2 separate regions of the Homo sapiens genome follow, and region 2 is linked to region 1. A link is a loop called in an ENCODE intact Hi-C map of the cell type or tissue named here. Cell type or tissue: endothelial cell of umbilical vein. All regions are shown on one strand. Links, peaks and the distances in the headings refer to the core of each region. The heading gives the core; the rest is flanking DNA.

Region 1 (5,382 bases), core at 114-5,113:
AGATGTGGCAGGGAAATCTAAATCCAAAAAATGAAGGTGGGGAAGGATAAACAGATGGGTCAAGGAAGGCCTTCAAGAATCTCTGGGAACTAAAAGCTTCAGTAGAGGTTAACATCTTGAGTGCAAAGTGGGTAGAGTGAAGAAATATGAGGGTGAAAAAGCAAAAGAGCCAGAGAGAAAAGGGTCATCTATGCTCTGTTAGAAGTTTTGACTTTATCCTAAGGGCCACAGGGAGTCATTGAAGGCTTTGGAACAAGCTATTAATGTGATCAGATGTGACTGTGAATGCATTACAAACAGTGCAAAAGGAGAGCCTACATTTTGCAGATATACCTGTTAACGTATATGGGGCTCTCAAGGTTGTTAAAATTATCTCAAGGAATATCTGGAAGGCATCAGATGCAAAACAGCCTGCTAGGCTACCTCAAAAGAAAAGCCAGACTCTTCTGCAGTTGGAGAGTTGAGACACGTGGAGTTCTGTCATCATCTGACTTCTCTCTTGGCAAAGGACATAATTTAGAAGCATAGAAGCTTGTCTAGATTTGAGGAAGTTCAGATTAATCTGGTTTAAAATACTCACTGTCCTGCATAACATAAGCCACTGGTCAGACCAATATTTTTCCATTCAGTCAGCAGACTCATAGCTGCATGATCCCTGGAAATGGGGCTACAGAAACAGATCATGAAATTCTTAGTGATCCTATTGTTGGATGGACTGCAATGTTGACAGATGAGCCCAGATAGCCATCGGAACATGGGCTCTGAGGGAAGGACTCACTTCTGGACTTTCTAGTGGTCCTTAGTGAATCCACACTGAAAGGTTTAGTGGCAGATGCAGCTTCTCTCTCTTTCTCTCTCTCTTTCTTTCTCTCTCTTTCTCTCTCTCTCTCAGTCTCTCTCTCTCCCTCTGTCTCTAAGCCATCCTCTTGTATACTGGCTCTGTTAACTTCATCTGACACAGTCTGCTCTGCCTTGTCCAGAAAAGTGGGGACCCAGGGTCAGGACATGCCTGTGCTTTCTGACCCCAAGTCTTCCACCCAAACCATAGGAGCTATATGACAACATTTGATAGAGCCATTGTTAATTGACTCTGTTTTCATTGTTTGTTTGATTTTATAGCTCGACTAGTCTCCAAGGAGTAAACTTTCTAGTCCACCATATGTACTATACAGTTAATTATAACACACTCCCTCTCTTACCCATGGACCCTGAACATAAGGATGTTTCTAGTCTACATATGGTGAACAATACTGTTCATGCATTCTACCCTCAATGCATTTCCTAGAGCCTTCACACAGTGGACATTAATGACTTCTTTGGGCCCCTTCTGGTTTCACCAGATGAACAAAAACGAAAATAAGCAGCTGTCATACTTTAACTTAAAAAAAAAAAAAGAAATTCATCAAGCCTACTCCAATTTGGAGAAGTATTTGGCTTAGAGAGAGAGGAATCAGCTGTACCATTGATGGCAAAAAGCTCACTTACTAATGCACCACTTCCTGACATTTAATTTGCACAATTTGTCTCTTATTATCTGGCAACTCTCAGAAGATTTTGGAAGGAGGAAAAAAAAGAAGGCAGAAACATAATAAGCATTAAGATTAAAAAGTAAGAACATAGGGGGCACCAAGTTAAGAGTCAGATAATAGTCAGACTGTGGTCTCCAGGCAAATCCACACCTGTTGACAAACCACTCCAACTAGATAACGGCCATAAAAAGGAACCAGATGGAAGGGTAACCAGAAGACAACACGCAATAATCCAGCAAAACTTATTTATGTTAGTTGCCCGGCACTTAGACACCAGAGTACTCATTCAAATCTAAACTTAGATGTGATATATCTGCGAATATTACCATACACCTAGATAGGGAAAATTGCATATTTTCCATCATAAAAAAATATCAAAATGTTTTATCTGTGCTTCTGCAATTCAAAAATGACTGAAGCTGTGAACTTCAAATTTGGCAAGATTGTAGTCCTCATTAAGGAAGGGAATGGAAGCCAATTTTGAAGAAAAATGGTTTCCTATTTTTGAGTGTAGAAGGTTTAAACAATGAGTGTTGAGCCTAAGATGAGGAACATTTACTCTGCTGTTTTAGCTTCCATTTGGATAAAGATGATTAACTGAAGAATAAAACTAGATGTGTCTCTTTTTGACTTAGAAATGAAAACACCTTTCTTGATTCCTTTTGTTTCTCTTCTGCCTTTCTAAGTCAAAGTTTAATTTGTTAATATGAAGTTAAGACATAAATTAAAGCACTTCAAAAATCAAATAATTCTGATAGTGGCTTTACGTTGGCCAGCTTAGGCCTGGAGTAGTCTATCCCCATGTGTTTTGGGAGTTAAACGGCTGTAGTGCAATATACAGGATGTGCAAGCGACTAAGAGGATACTGTTATAGGAAATGTGACTTTGGAATTTCCTGATTTGACGGCAAAGATTTCAGTCTTAACACTGTGTCAATATTGGTTTTAAATATATACATGTTTGTTTATTGGCACACACACACATACACACAGGAATCACATCCATAAAATGCACCCACATCTGTGGTTAAATACAGCAGCTGTTTAACAGCCCAGTATAACATTCTGAAAAAATTGGGACCTGAATTAAGAATCTCACATCAAGTCAAAGCTGCAGTGGGAACTGAGGTCCTATATTAGGAATGCTGTCTTGAGAGCTCTCCAAGCTTCCCCCTGACAGAATTCCTTTGCCAAATTCACAGCATGGTTCCTAAAATTTGGAATCGATAATGAAAGTCCCTGACTTTATTCCTTGCTCTAATAATTGTATTGTAATAAATAATACTTTGAAGGCCAGCTCAAAGTAGAACCGAGGAAATTTAAAGTCTGCTAAATGTGCACATTTACTCATCTCTGAAACAGCAATGAGCAAAAGAAGCAGAAACAATTCAAAGGTTCTGTTCACATAACCATAAAAGAAAAAGGCCACCCGTAAGCAAGTGGCCAACAGGTGACAGCACAGGAGCCAATGCGCACCTTTGTTAGCATTCCACACCATGGCACCTCCTTTGTCTGTGCTCCATGTATCCCATAGCCTAAGTAAAAATAATCTTGGAAATGATAGAGGAAACGTGCAACAAACCAAAATCACACCTATAAATCATCAGGACACACTAGAGCAGGTAATCTTGAAGGTAAGGCCACCCTACCCTCACTGAATGATTTTTGCCATTGACTGGGCTTATTGGAGAGCCTGCCAAGGGGTATACACACACACAAAAGCATGTAGCACTTCTGTCACCTAAAATTGCCCAAGTCTGCAGATGTGAAGATAAGACATTTCTATGACAAAACAAGTTTGCAGATTTTTGTCGCTGCTTTTCTCACTGAGGTTTCTTCTTCTCTCTGCTTATGTGCTTTATTCTTCTTCATTTTTTTTTTCTAATTTTACTTCTCAACATGTGAGTTGAATCAGTGCATCCTACCCTCACCCTACTACTGCATTTTTCTTCCAACAGCTGCACAATGAATTCCAATTTCCCTAGCCTGGCATTCGAGGTCCTCTATAATCTGATGTCATCCATTCATTATACAGGTATTCATCCATTCACATGTTCATTTATCTTTTCATTAAATTAGTATTCCTTAAGTCCAAAGTACAATAATAGGGACTAGAAATACATGAATAAGATACCCTAACTGCATCAAGGATCTTGGAGTCTAGCATGAAGCACACACAATAACGATTAATTACAATAAGGGGGAGGATAGAGCAGTGTACAAGACACCATGGAACAACAGGGAGCATTGAAGGCTGGGCGCGGTGGCTCACGTCTGTAATCCCAGCACTTTGGGAGGCCGAGGTGGGTGGATCACGAGGTCAGGAGATCGAGACCATCCTGGCTAACACGGTGAAACCCCGTCTCTACTAAAAATAAAAAAAAATTAGCCAGGCGTGGTGGCGGGCGCCTGTAGTCCCAGCTACTCGGGAGGCTGAGGCAGGAGAATGGCGTGAACCCGGTAGGCGGAGCTTGCAGTGAGCCGAGATCGCACCACGGCACTCCAGCCTGGGTGACAGAGTGAGATTCCGTCTCAAAAAAAAAAAAAACAGGGAGCATTGTGCCTAACTCTGCGGTAAAAGAGAAGCAATGTGTGAGCTAAGGTTCAAAGTCGAAGTATGAATTTACCAAAGGATATGCAAAATGAGGTGAGAGGGGCTATAACAAGAGGAGGAAACAATGTGAGTAAAGTCACTAGGTACAAAAGGAAAAGGGGGCAGGTGGGAATAGCCGGCATTTCAATATGGCGGGGCCCATGACAAGTGGAGCAGTGGTACCAGATTAATGTACAGGAGAGCAGAAAGATGGGCAGCAGCCAGCCCACACGAGGCCAGGAGAGCTCTTCTAGGAAGATTGCATTGTTTGATGGTTTGGTAGACCACTAATTTTAGTTGATTCTAGATCTTGTTAATCTAGAGAAGATTCTAGTTAACTTGTATTTTTGTAAAATCACTCATGTAGAGTCCGCAACATGGAAGATATACCTAAGGGATTCCATCCCCCTCATTTCCTACCATTCTGCCTTTTCCAAAACTTACTCTAGTTCAATTAATGCAGCAAGTAGGAACTGTTTCTCTAGCCCAGGTATGCAAGAAACAGGCCTGTCCAAATTTTCATACAAGCCCCTTTTCTTAGGGAATCCAGGTTTTCCCTCCTTTTTTCCCAAGTTTCTAAGCTTCTATAGGGTGAGTACCTGAAAAATCTGATCGTTTTTACATTTTATCTGCTCCCCACGTATGTAAGGAACCTATTCTGTGCCTTTATGGATCCCCTAAAGCACCAGACTCATAGCAGACAATGAAACTGATCTCTACTGAACGAAATTATAGCATTACTCTTCCTTCATAAAATCTTGCCCTCCACTGAAGGCTTTGCACTTAGTAATTTTGCAAGGCTTCTGGGCCAACACTTAGGATATTCATCACCTGGGGATCCTGTTAAATTCCAATTCTAATTCAATGGGCCTGAGCTTCAGCATTTATTTCTAACAAGCCCCCAAGTGATACCAATGCTGCTGGTCCATGGATCACACGTTGAGTAACAGAGATTTGCATGCTATCATGTTCTATCTCTCCTGAGATATGGCTTCTCTATTATTTGGGGAATTAAAAAAAATCATTTACTTACATAATTTAAGAATATTAGCTCTTTGAAAGCAAATAATATGTCTTTCACACCCTTGCATCTCCATGTAAAGGTTAGCTACTCAGTAACTGATAGTTTATTCCAATTGATTTGCTGACCATGTGTTCCATGCTATTTTTAAGCCCTTAACTGGCTCTCAGCTATCCTCAGAATTCAGTGCAAAAACCTTAGATCATGCCAAACATGATCATGCCAAAAACCTGAGCCTGT
Region 2 (5,382 bases), core at 191-5,190, 280 kb after region 1:
AGGAAAACTGTAACCCAAAGGAACTTTTTCCTCTGTACCTTGCTTCCTCCTGGTGGCACCATTTTCCACCAAAAGCTGGAGAGAATCCTCCCAAGAAAATCAGCATTTTAGGTCAGTTTTTCTAGTAAAGCCAGCAAAATACAAAACTGTTCATATTAAGATATAAATAGCTGATGCCAGCTTAAAGTGCTCCTAGGCATTTGCATATTGCAAGACCCAAAGCTTGAAACTGTGGAGAAGCTCTGGTGTGTAACAGGTGGAGGGAGACCTCGTACTCCCTGAAATCATCCCATATGCCAGGGGCTCCTAAACTTTAGAGTGTATTAGCATCACCTGGAGGGCTCCTTAAAGCACAGATTGCTGGTCCCACCCTTAGAGTTTCTGATTCAATAGGTGTGGGATGAGGCCCAAGAATTTGCATATTTAACCAACTCCCAAGTGATGCCACTGATTGGTGGGTCACGCTTTGAGCAGTGCTGATTTCAATACTGCATGTTCCATGGACACAGGAAGACAGTCCCAGCAAGAACTGTTCACAATGCCCAGAATCAAATAAAGCCATAGCCCCAACCTGGGGGCAGGGCATGGCATGGGGGATGACCTAAGAGAACCTGAGTGGGTAGAATGGAGATTTTGGCTAAGTGGCCTTGCTTTGCAATTCTTTCTGACCCAGGCCAACCAGGAAAAGAGACCCTTGAGCTTGGGGCACTTTATCAAGGACACCTTTTCAGAGTGTTTAGATTTGAGGATGGCTAACCAGCACTCTAATTGACCTCAGCTGTCACATTGGTACACAAAGATGTTGCTCAGTACCCAGGGACCCACCATCGGGGGTTTATAGATCAATATCCACACCTTGAACTGCACTTGAAAGTAAATTAAAACCCACACAAACTGCACCGTGAACAAGCCAAGGTGTGAGCAATGATTTGCAAAAACTCTTCAATTAGAGTTAATCGGAAATGTCTCTTGCTTTTTTTCTTCCATTCCACCTAGAATGCTAGTGATTTTATTTTTCTTTCAGACATCGCAGATGTTGTTTGGGGGAATCGTACAACACTATCTAAAAACCTGAACTTTGGAGAGTGTATACAAATTGGAACCTATTATCAAATAGAAAATATGTAAGTCAATTTATGTACCCACAAAACCTAAGGAAAACAGTCACTAAAATCCAACTTGTCTTCAACATGGATGTTAGTGATGTCACTCAGCATCCATATTATAAGGGGGTGTGAGAGAGAGAAATTGAGAGGCGATATACAAACTGCCTCCTTACTTCTCCACCTATAAAAAAAATAAAGAATAGGCCGGGCACGGTGGCTCACACCTGTAATCCCAGCACTTTGGAAGGCCAACGCAGGTGGATTACAAGGTCAGGAGTTCAAGATCAGCCTGGCCAAGATGGTGAAACCCCGTCTCTACTAAAAATACAAAAAAAAATTAGCCGGGCATGGTGGTGGATGCCTGTAATCCCAGCTACTCAGGAGGCTGAGGCAGAGAATTGCTTAAACCTGGGAGGCGGAGGATGCAGTGAGCCGAGATCGCGCCACTGCACTCCAGTTTGGGTGACAGAGCGAAACTCCATCTCAAACAAACAAACAAACAAACAATCTATATATATATACAAACAAACAAACTACATATATATATATATATATATATATATATATGGTTTCAATTTCATACAGTGAAAAAATTTAAAAATGTGAGGGGGTTGCCGGGGGGGCGGGGACAGAGAGCATCAGGATAAATAGCTAATGCATGCTGAACTTAATACCTAGGGGTTGGGTTGATGGGTGCAGCAAACCACCATGGCACACGTTTACCTATGTAACAAACCTGCACATTCTGCACATGTATCTCGGAACTTAAAATACGATGAAATTTTTTTTTAATGTGAGACATACTTTCAATGTCTCAAGTATGTCTTTTGGTATAAAATACATCTAAATTAATTTTTTGTCTCCATGGAATTGGAGGGCACACCACATAGGTTTTTCAGACTTGGAAAAGCATAGCTTCTCTCTGCTACTCTCTCTTCAGCAGAAAACTTCCTAAGGAACTTTTGAAAGTCGAACTTGGCTATAACTTCTACTTAAACACACATGTAGACTTTTGAATGAACATAAACATCTTTTCTACATTTTGTTTTCTTCTTTTACTCTAGTGATTTCCACTGTGGTTTCAGGCTGCTCAATGCCAAGCTGTGGGCAATCATTTGCTAAATCAGTTAAAAGGCCTTCAAGTTAAGCAGTAATTTGGACTACAATAGTCTGTGGTGGTTTCCCAATACAATCTTGGAGACGGAAAGACAACACGTCACTTCTCTAAAAGTTGCTTCTGTTTTCAGAGCTCAAGTGCATTTTAGGTGCCTGGAACCATGACTATCCCAGAACTATAAAATTTGGCGGAAAATTAGATCAATTCACTTTTTATATATTGTTCATATTTTGGAAAATGAATAGCTTCCCTTTTCTAAGCTGGAAAGTGTGCAGAAATGATACATTAAAGTGTTTGGGGTTAAGAATCTTACATTTCTTGAGTCTATTTAGATGCAAAAATAAGAGTCAAAATCTCCACCACCAACTCATTCTTGTAAAAATCCTTAAATGGAAACTTCTCTTCCTCACCAACTTCCCTAATCTAATGTTCATTTTTTTTTCAGAGAGGTGGGAGACAGGAAGTTGAGAAAGCTTAAAATTCTAGTCTCCCAGAAATGGTCACGCAGTAGTTTAACAGCATTCAGGAAACTGAACCCATTTAGCCAAACAATTCAGTGAGGATCCACTGAATGCCCAAAACCATGGTAGGTACTCTGAGAAATTAAAAGCTGTTTAAAGAGACAAGATTAGCACAAATGTAGAAATGGGAGAATGATGGTTGATGGTATTTGATCATGTACTACATTGTGAGATGTTATTATAAGGAAGAAAATTTGAGTTTTTTTTTTTTTTAAAGAAACAAGATCTCACTCTGTCATCTGGGCTCGAGTACAGTGGTATAATCATAGCTCACTGTAGTCTTGGACTCCTGGGCTCAAGCAATCTTCCCATCCCAGCCTCCTAAGTAGCTGGGACTACAGGGACATACTAATTTTTAAATTTTCCTGTAGAGACAGTGTCTCGCTATTTTGCCCAGGCTGGTCTGCAACTCCCAGCCTCAAGTAATCCTCCTGCCTCAGCCTCCCAAAGTGTTAGGATTACAGGCATGAGCCACCACGCCCAGCCCTGAGAATTTTTGTTCCTATAAAAATTCCAGACTTTGTATCTAGAATCCTACCACAGAATTCTCTCTTACTTGGCTGAGAATGAATGGAAAGCAGGGTCGGCGGGGGAAAAGGAATAGGTTTGATGTCCCAGGCACTATATATAGGTACTTGAACTTAATCCCTTAACTTCTCTAAGCCTTGGTATTTTGCCCCATGAAATAGAGATCAGAATACCTACCTCAGAGTGTAGTGAGGATTAAACAACCCAGCTAAAACCCATAGTATGGAGCTCACAGTTGAAAGTAAAATAGGGCTGGGTGCCATGGCTCACGCCTGTAATCTCAGCATTTTGGGAGTCTGAGGCAGGCAGATCACTTGAAGTCATGAGTTCAAGACCAGCCTGGCCAATATGGTGAAACCCCAACTGTACTAAAAATACAAAGATTAGCCAGGCAGAGTGACACATGCCTGCAATCCCAGCACTTGGGAGGCTGAAGCACAAGAATTGCTTGAACCCAGGAAGCAGAGGTTGCAGTGAACCAAGATTGTGCCACTGCACTCTAGCCTGGGCAACAAGCGAGACTCTGTCTCAAAAAAAAAAAAAAGTAAGTAAAATAGACAGTAGTTGTTATTATTATGACATGATCTGATCCTTCTCATCACTTGGCCTAATGTGTTTGGAGCAAAGAATATTTCACCTCTCCAGCCAGTGCTATGGGTCTCCAGTGTGGGTCCAAAGACCCAAACTTTCAACATCCTCTTCTTAATTATTTCTGTTTGGGGTTTGACATACTGATCATTCTGTTCTATTCCTTCTCTCCTTTCTGTATTTCCCCCTCAGTACTAGATTTAGAACCTCTCTTCAGTCTTTCTATTTTGAACACATTTAATTTTTGAAAGAAGAACTTCTTACATTTGAATAGGCTAACTTTTCAAGACGCTTGTATGCCCCTTTTCATTTGGCTCTTATAAAGCCTTGTGACAGAAATAAGGTCAATATTTGTTTTCTCATCTGTAATGTAGGAACAAGGCACAGAGAGATTTCACAATTTGCCTAAGGTCACAACATGAGACTCTAGCAGAGCCAGGATGACAACCTGCTTTTTCCTCACCCACAGTTCTGCGTGATTTTCCTAAAATGTTGCACCTAGAATTTACTGCAGTATTTTGTTACTTTGCCCGGAAACCTTTAAGATCATAGCCTGATGCTGTATGGAGCATAGTGGGCATTCATACACTTGTTTCTCAATAAATATCTCCTGACTAGGTACCAAGCACTCTTTTAGGCACTAAACATAACCATAAACAAAAGAGACAATTTCTATCCTCATAAAATTTACGTTCTACTTGGGAAGAAAGACAATAATGTTTTGTTTATTTAGCAAAATATTTGGGTTCTTAGATATTGATAGGGAGAAAAATAAAGCAGAGAAAAAGGATAGAAAGTGAGGGAATTCAGCCGGGAGCAGTGGCTCACGCTTGTAATCCCAGCACTTAGGGAGGTCGAGGTGGGTGGCTCACTGAGGTCAGGAGTTTAAGACCAGCCTGGCAACATGGTGAAACCCCATCTCTACTAAAAATACAAAAAATTAGTGGAGCGTGGTGGTAGGCGCCTCTAGTCCCAACTACTCAGGAGGCTGAGGCAGGAGAATTGCTTCAACCTGGGAGGCGGAGGTTGCACTGAGCTGAGATGGCGCCACTGCACACTAGCCTGGGCTAGAAGAGTGAAACTCTGCCTCAAAAAAAAAAATAAAATAAAATAAAGTGGGGGAATTGGCCCTGGTGAGCTTGTGGTGGGGACTAGGGTGTTGCAATTGTAGATGAGATGGCCAGGAAGCTGGTGGTGAGAAGGTGACATTTGAGTAAAGAATGAGGGAGGTGAGTGAGCTGGGCTTTGAGTCCAGCCCGGATACCTGGAGAAGAGAGCTCTAGGGAGGGACAGCAGCAAGGAAAAGGCCCAGAGTTAGGACCGTACCTGTAAGAGGTGACAGCGTGCTTGCTGGCAGTCCTCACAGCCCTCGCTCGCTCTCGGCGCCTCCTCTGCCTGGGCTCCCACTTTGGCGGCACTTGAAGAGCCCTTCAGCCCACCGCTGCACTGTGGGCGCCCCTTTCTGGGCTGGCCAAGGCCGGAGCCGGCTCCCTCAGCTTGCAGGGAGGTGTGGAGGGAGAGG

Evidence for each region. Peaks named below come from ENCODE experiments on the same cell type or tissue, not always from the same donor. Only the 100,000 strongest peaks of a DNase experiment are listed, where the experiment ranks them.
Region 2: a loop joins it to region 1, with 13 times the contacts of the local background. A loop is called at or near these places in 2 of 110 quality-filtered maps.

The regions. Positions count from the first base shown.
Region 1 is chr18:56,289,012-56,294,393 of GRCh38, forward strand. No RefSeq gene overlaps it. Among named protein-coding and RNA genes, the nearest start is that of LINC03069, 100 kb to the left of the region's middle. In endothelial cell of umbilical vein, for the core only: no CTCF peak of the experiment used is centred there; a DNase peak (open chromatin) is centred at 2,430; H3K27ac peaks cover 1,246 bases.
Region 2 is chr18:56,566,915-56,572,296 of GRCh38, forward strand. No RefSeq gene overlaps it. Among named protein-coding and RNA genes, the nearest start is that of TXNL1, 69 kb to the right of the region's middle. In endothelial cell of umbilical vein, for the core only: no CTCF peak of the experiment used is centred there; no DNase peak of the experiment used is centred there; H3K27me3 peaks cover 322 bases.